Linked DNA regions of Homo sapiens: region 1 is linked to region 2. Evidence: chromatin loops called from intact Hi-C (ENCODE). Cell type or tissue: Caco-2. All regions are shown on one strand. Region 1 has its middle 6.5 kb from the start of LINC01839. Region 2 overlaps LINC02054 (long intergenic non-protein coding RNA 2054).

Region 1 (2,500 bases), 53 kb after region 2:
CTCCGCAGCCTCCGCAGGCAAAGCATAGACACCCTTTCCCAGCAAGAGGAGTGAGGCTCACTCCCAGTGACCTGCATCCTACTTGGCCGTTGATTTTGTGTGTGTGTGGAGTCGGGGGGGGTCTCATTATGTTGCCCAGGCTGGTCTCGAACCCCTGGCATCAAACAATCCTCCCACCTCAGCCTCTTGAAGTGTTGGGATTACAGCAGGAGCCACCATGCCCAGTAATTTTTGTCACTTGTTCTATTAGGGGAAATCATGTGAAACCGCTATTTTTATAAGTTGAAAAAACAGTGAAATACTGCCAATTTTGTATATGCTTAATATATAGAGCTGAATTTAAGTTAGGAATAGGTATTCCCAGTTTAGGGTATCTATTTATGAACCTTTCCCGTAGCCGCCATTCCTGGAGCGCCTCCTACAGGTCAGCCACCAAACAGAGCACTTACCATGTGTGTCTGATTGTATTCTCACAGCAGCCCGGAGTATGCACAATTATTATCCCCATTTTACAGGTGAAGAAAGAGAGGCACAGAGAGACCAGGAACACACAGCTAGTGAGTGACAGAGGTGGGACGTAGACCTACATCTCTCTGAACTGTGAACCTGTGTCTCTGACCCTGGTGCACGCTGCTCTCCCAGGGTCCTCTGTGTAGCCTCCCGGGGACGGAGCGGGGAGTGAGCACTGGAATTTGGGTTAAAGAACCTATTCAGGGCTGGGTGCGGTGGCTCACGCCTGTAATCCCAGCACTTTGGGAGGCCGAGGCAGGTGGATCACCCGAGGTCAGGAGTTCAAGACCAGCCTGGCCAACATTGTGAAACCCCATCTCTACTAAAAATACAAAAATTAGCTGGGCGTGTTGGCAGGCACCTGTAATCCCAGCTACTTGGGAGGCTGAGACAAGAGAATCGCCTGAACCCAGGAGGCAGAGGTTGTAGTGAGCCGAGAGCTGAGATCACACCACTGCACTCCAGCCTGGGAGACAGAGCGAGACTCTGTCTCAAAAAAAAAAAGAAAGAAAGAAAGAAAGAAAACCTATTCAGAGAGCTCTGGACCAAGTGGCCCCTATGTGACAATCAGGGTCAAAGATAGACTTTTTGGCGTCTAAAGCGGATATAATTTGTGGGACCCTCTTTAGGAAAGATGATATGAAAAATCTTAGTTTTGCAAATTTTGCACAAAATATATGTCCATAATGAGCATTTTGCTACGACTGCTCCCTGGCTTTAGAAGGGACTTGTGTAAGGGAGGGATCCTGAAGCTTAAGCTACATTATCCAGGTTCTGACATGCAGAGGGTCCGGGGTCCGCTGGTCTGTGTGTATAAAACCTTAACTCCTTGTTGGCCATGTCCTTGGCAAAGGGAACCGCTGCTTCCTGTCGTGGCCACCAGGTGGAGGCGCTCCCTTGGGAACTGTTTGCAGAGGTGCCTCACCCTCCCAGTTCCCTTCCTTGGCATTCTCTGCACCAGTGTGGCTCCCCGCTGTTACCCTCAGGGCCACCTCTGATCTGAGGGAGGAGTGGTCGCTGATGAGGCCTTGTCTGCATCCTGTGGCCTCCCCTTGCAAAGAATAACTCGCAGGGAAAGGAAAGTACAGCAGCTGGAGGCAGCATGTGGATTCTACCTGCATTATACCAAGGAGGAAACTTTTGTTCCCCCAGGCATCCCTGACCTTATAGAAAATTCCACAAGTTAAAAGTAGGTAGGCCGGGTATGGTGGCTTATGCTTGTAATCCTAGCACTTTGGGAGGCTGAAGTAGGCAGATTGCTTGAGCCCAGGAGTTCAAGACCAGCCTGGGTAACATGAAGAAACCCCATCTCTACAAAAAATACAAAAACAAAAAAATTAGCAGGGTGTAGTGGTGCGTACCTGTAGTCCCAGCTACTAGGGAGGCCGAGGTGGGAGAATCACCTGAGCCTGAGGAGGTTGAGGCTGCAGCGAGCCACGATTGTGCCACTGTGCTCCAGCTTGGGCAACAGAGTGAGACTTCGTCTCAAAAAAAAAAAAAGGTAGCTAAATGTTTGGACTAGAAACATATAAGCCCAGGCATGGTAGCTCACACCTGTTATCCCAGCACTTTGGGAGGCTGAGGCGGGCAGATCAACTGAGGTTGGGAGTTCGAGACCAGCCTTATCAACATGGAGAAACCCCGTCTCTACTAAAAATACAAAATTAGCCAGGCGTGGTGGTGCGTACCTGTAATCCCAGCTACTTGGGAGGTTGAGGCAGGAGAATCACTTGAACCTGGGAGGTGGAGGTTGTGGTGAGTTGAGATCGTGCCATTGTACTCCAGCCTGGGCAACAGGAGCAAAATTCCATCTCAAAAACAAAATAAAATAAAATAAAACTTATCTTTAATTCAGATTTAAGAATAGAGGGCATGAAACTCTCGTGTAGGTAGGTGCATCTGGGTTCTGTGCTGTAGGTTTGGAGAGGAAGCTCCCGGGAGGGCCATGGCCCTGTACGTGGTCTCTCTCCTCGCAGCTGTGAGCTCCTGG
Region 2 (2,500 bases):
CTTTCTTTTTTTTTTTTCTTTTTTTTTTTTGAGATGGGAGTCTCTCTCTGTCACCCAGGCTGGAGTGCTGTGGCACTATCTTGGCTCACTGCAACCTCCGCCCCCTGGGTTCAAGCAATTCTCCTGTCTCAGCCTCCCGAGTAGCTGGGACTACAGGCGCCTGCCACCATGCCCAGCTAATTTTTGTGTTTTTAGTAGAGACGGGGTTTTACCATATAGGTCAGGCTGCTCTCGAGTTCCTGACCTCAGGTGATCTGCCTGCCTTGGCCTCCCAAAGTGCTGGGATTATATGCGTGAGCCACCGAGCCTGGCCTAACTTTCTATTTCAACTGCACAGAACTACCCATACGTGTCAGCAGGGGCCTACTTTCCTTCACATTAGGTTTTCACAGTCTTTTCCCTCTGCCTGGAATACCTGCTCTGCCTTTTCTGCTCCAGCTAGGTTGGCATATTTGCAGGTTTCAAATCTGCCTGTCATATTCCATCCTCAGAGCCTTTACGATGACTGTTCCGTCTGCCTGGAATGTTCCGCCCTGACGTTTCCGCATGGCTTGCCCTTCATTTCATTCAATCTCCACATTTCCACTCAAATCCTACCTCTCAGCCATCACTGTCAATTGCCCTCCACCCGAAGACCACCAGGATCCCACCTATAGTGGAGCACTTGGGGTTTATGGCTGGTTGCAGTGAAGGGGAACGCACGCCATGGGGCACTGTGGGCGTATCAGTGAGGGGGTGTCAGAAAGAACTTGTAGGGTTTGGGCTTGTTTCTGTCTAGTTCCATCACAGCCACAGAGTGGCCTTGTCTGATGTTGATGTTCTGTGAAACTGTTTATGTTCAACAGGAGAGCACCATGGGCCTGCAGTGAGTGCCAGGCCAAGGTCTGGACAGCAAGAACTGCTTTACTCTTCTTCACCACTGAATCCTTAGTGCATAGAACAGCAGCTGCAGGGAGGGTGGCAGGTGTCGAATGAAAACGTATCGAATGAATCGATCAAGTCTGTCTGCCTGGCAAATTCTTACTCCACATTCAAGTGCCCAGCCAGAAGCCCCTCTTCTGGGTGCCGTCCCTGACTCTCCTGGGCGGACCCTGATCTGGGCCCGGGCTGTGCCTGCAGAGTCTCACTAGAGCGGCTCCTGTGAGTCATGTCAGGGGGCTCTGCAGCCAGTCTCCCCACTGTGCTGCGAATGCCTTGAAGGCAGAGACACATCCCTTCCCTTAGAAGCCCCAGTGCTAAATACAGAGCAGGTGCGCCATAACTTTAGTGTGACTGACAGACCAGCTGCAGGCCCAGCTCTGCTGTGTTTGAACTGTGCCTCTGGCAGGGGCTCCAGAATTCTGTGTGTGTTCCCTGAGAGTATAGGACCTGTGGGCCACTGGGTGGGAAATCATTAAACAGGAGAAGCCCAGGCCCCAGCAGCCAGAGGGTATGTTTGTGAGTTTGTGATTCTCTGGGACACCTTCAGGGCCTGAGGACTTTGGCCCCCATGTGAGGCCTCTGCAGTGTGACTCCATCTGGGCCTGGCTCCTCCTCAAAAAATGCCCCCAACCAGGAGCGGTGGCTCACGCATGTAATCCCAGCACTTTGGGAGGCCAAGGCGGGCGGATCACCTGAGGTCAGGAGTTTGAGACCAGCTTGGCCAACATGGTGAAATCCCACCTTTACTAAAAATACAAAAATTAGCCAGGCATAGTGGCACACGCCTGTAGTCCCAGCCACTCTGGAGGCTGAGACGGGAGAATCACTTGAACCCAGGAGGCAGAGATTGCAGCAAGCCAAGATCGCACCACCACATTCCAGCTTGGGTGACAGACTGACTCTGTCTCAAAAAAAAAAAAAAAAAAAAAAAAAGACCCCCATCCCTGTCGCCCAAGGCCCAGAGGAGGCTGATGGAAGCCCGCAGTTTCCAGGAAGGGCAGAGGAAGAGGCAGTAAGAGCCCAGGCACCTCCAAAACAGGGGCCATGGGCGGGGGGCGGAGAGGGAGGAGGGACCTGGTTATCTGGCTCTATTCTCACAGCAACCCCTTAAGGTATATACAACTATTATCTTTATTTTACAGATGAAGAAACAGAGGCACAAAGAGGTTAAGTAACTTGCCTAGAGATACACAGCTAACAAGTGGCAAGTGGGATTTGGACTCAGGTCTATCTAATCCTCAAACCCATGTCCTGGACCCCTACACAGACTGCCCTCCCTCAGTCCTCTGTGTGGCCTCAAGAAGGGTCTGGACATTCAAGTTTAAAAATCCATCCAAAGAATCTATGGACCCAGTGGTCTCTGGAGTCAATGTTCTGAGGCTCAGAAGGGCCAGGCAGGAGGGAGCCGCCTCTACACAGTCCTGAGCAGAGTGGGCTGTGTCCCGGCACAGCAGGGGAGATCATAGACAGAATTCTGCCCTGGGCCCTATTTAAGTAGGACCTTTAGGCTGCCGGTGTCATGACCACAGGTCCCAGGTCTGCACGATTGGCTGTGTGTGGAAAATCTTCACTCCTTGCG

Evidence for each region. A loop is a pair of places that touch in the nucleus more often than their neighbours do. Peaks named below come from ENCODE experiments on the same cell type or tissue, not always from the same donor. Only the 100,000 strongest peaks of a DNase experiment are listed, where the experiment ranks them.
Region 1: it touches region 2 in a loop (11-fold over the local background); 22 of 110 quality-filtered maps call a loop at or near these places.

What each region holds. Positions count from the first base shown.
Region 1 is chr3:184,468,157-184,470,656 of GRCh38, forward strand. No RefSeq gene overlaps it. Among named protein-coding and RNA genes, the nearest start is that of LINC01839, 6.5 kb to the right of the region's middle. In Caco-2, CTCF peaks have their summits at 469 (motif pointing left) and 1,375 (motif pointing right); a DNase peak (open chromatin) is centred at 1,395.
Region 2 is chr3:184,415,481-184,417,980 of GRCh38, forward strand. All of the region lies in intron 1 of LINC02054 (long intergenic non-protein coding RNA 2054), which reads left to right. Among named protein-coding and RNA genes, the nearest start is that of LINC02054, 15 kb to the left of the region's middle. RefSeq lists an enhancer at 799-1,300. In Caco-2, no CTCF peak of the experiment used is centred here; a DNase peak (open chromatin) is centred at 1,391.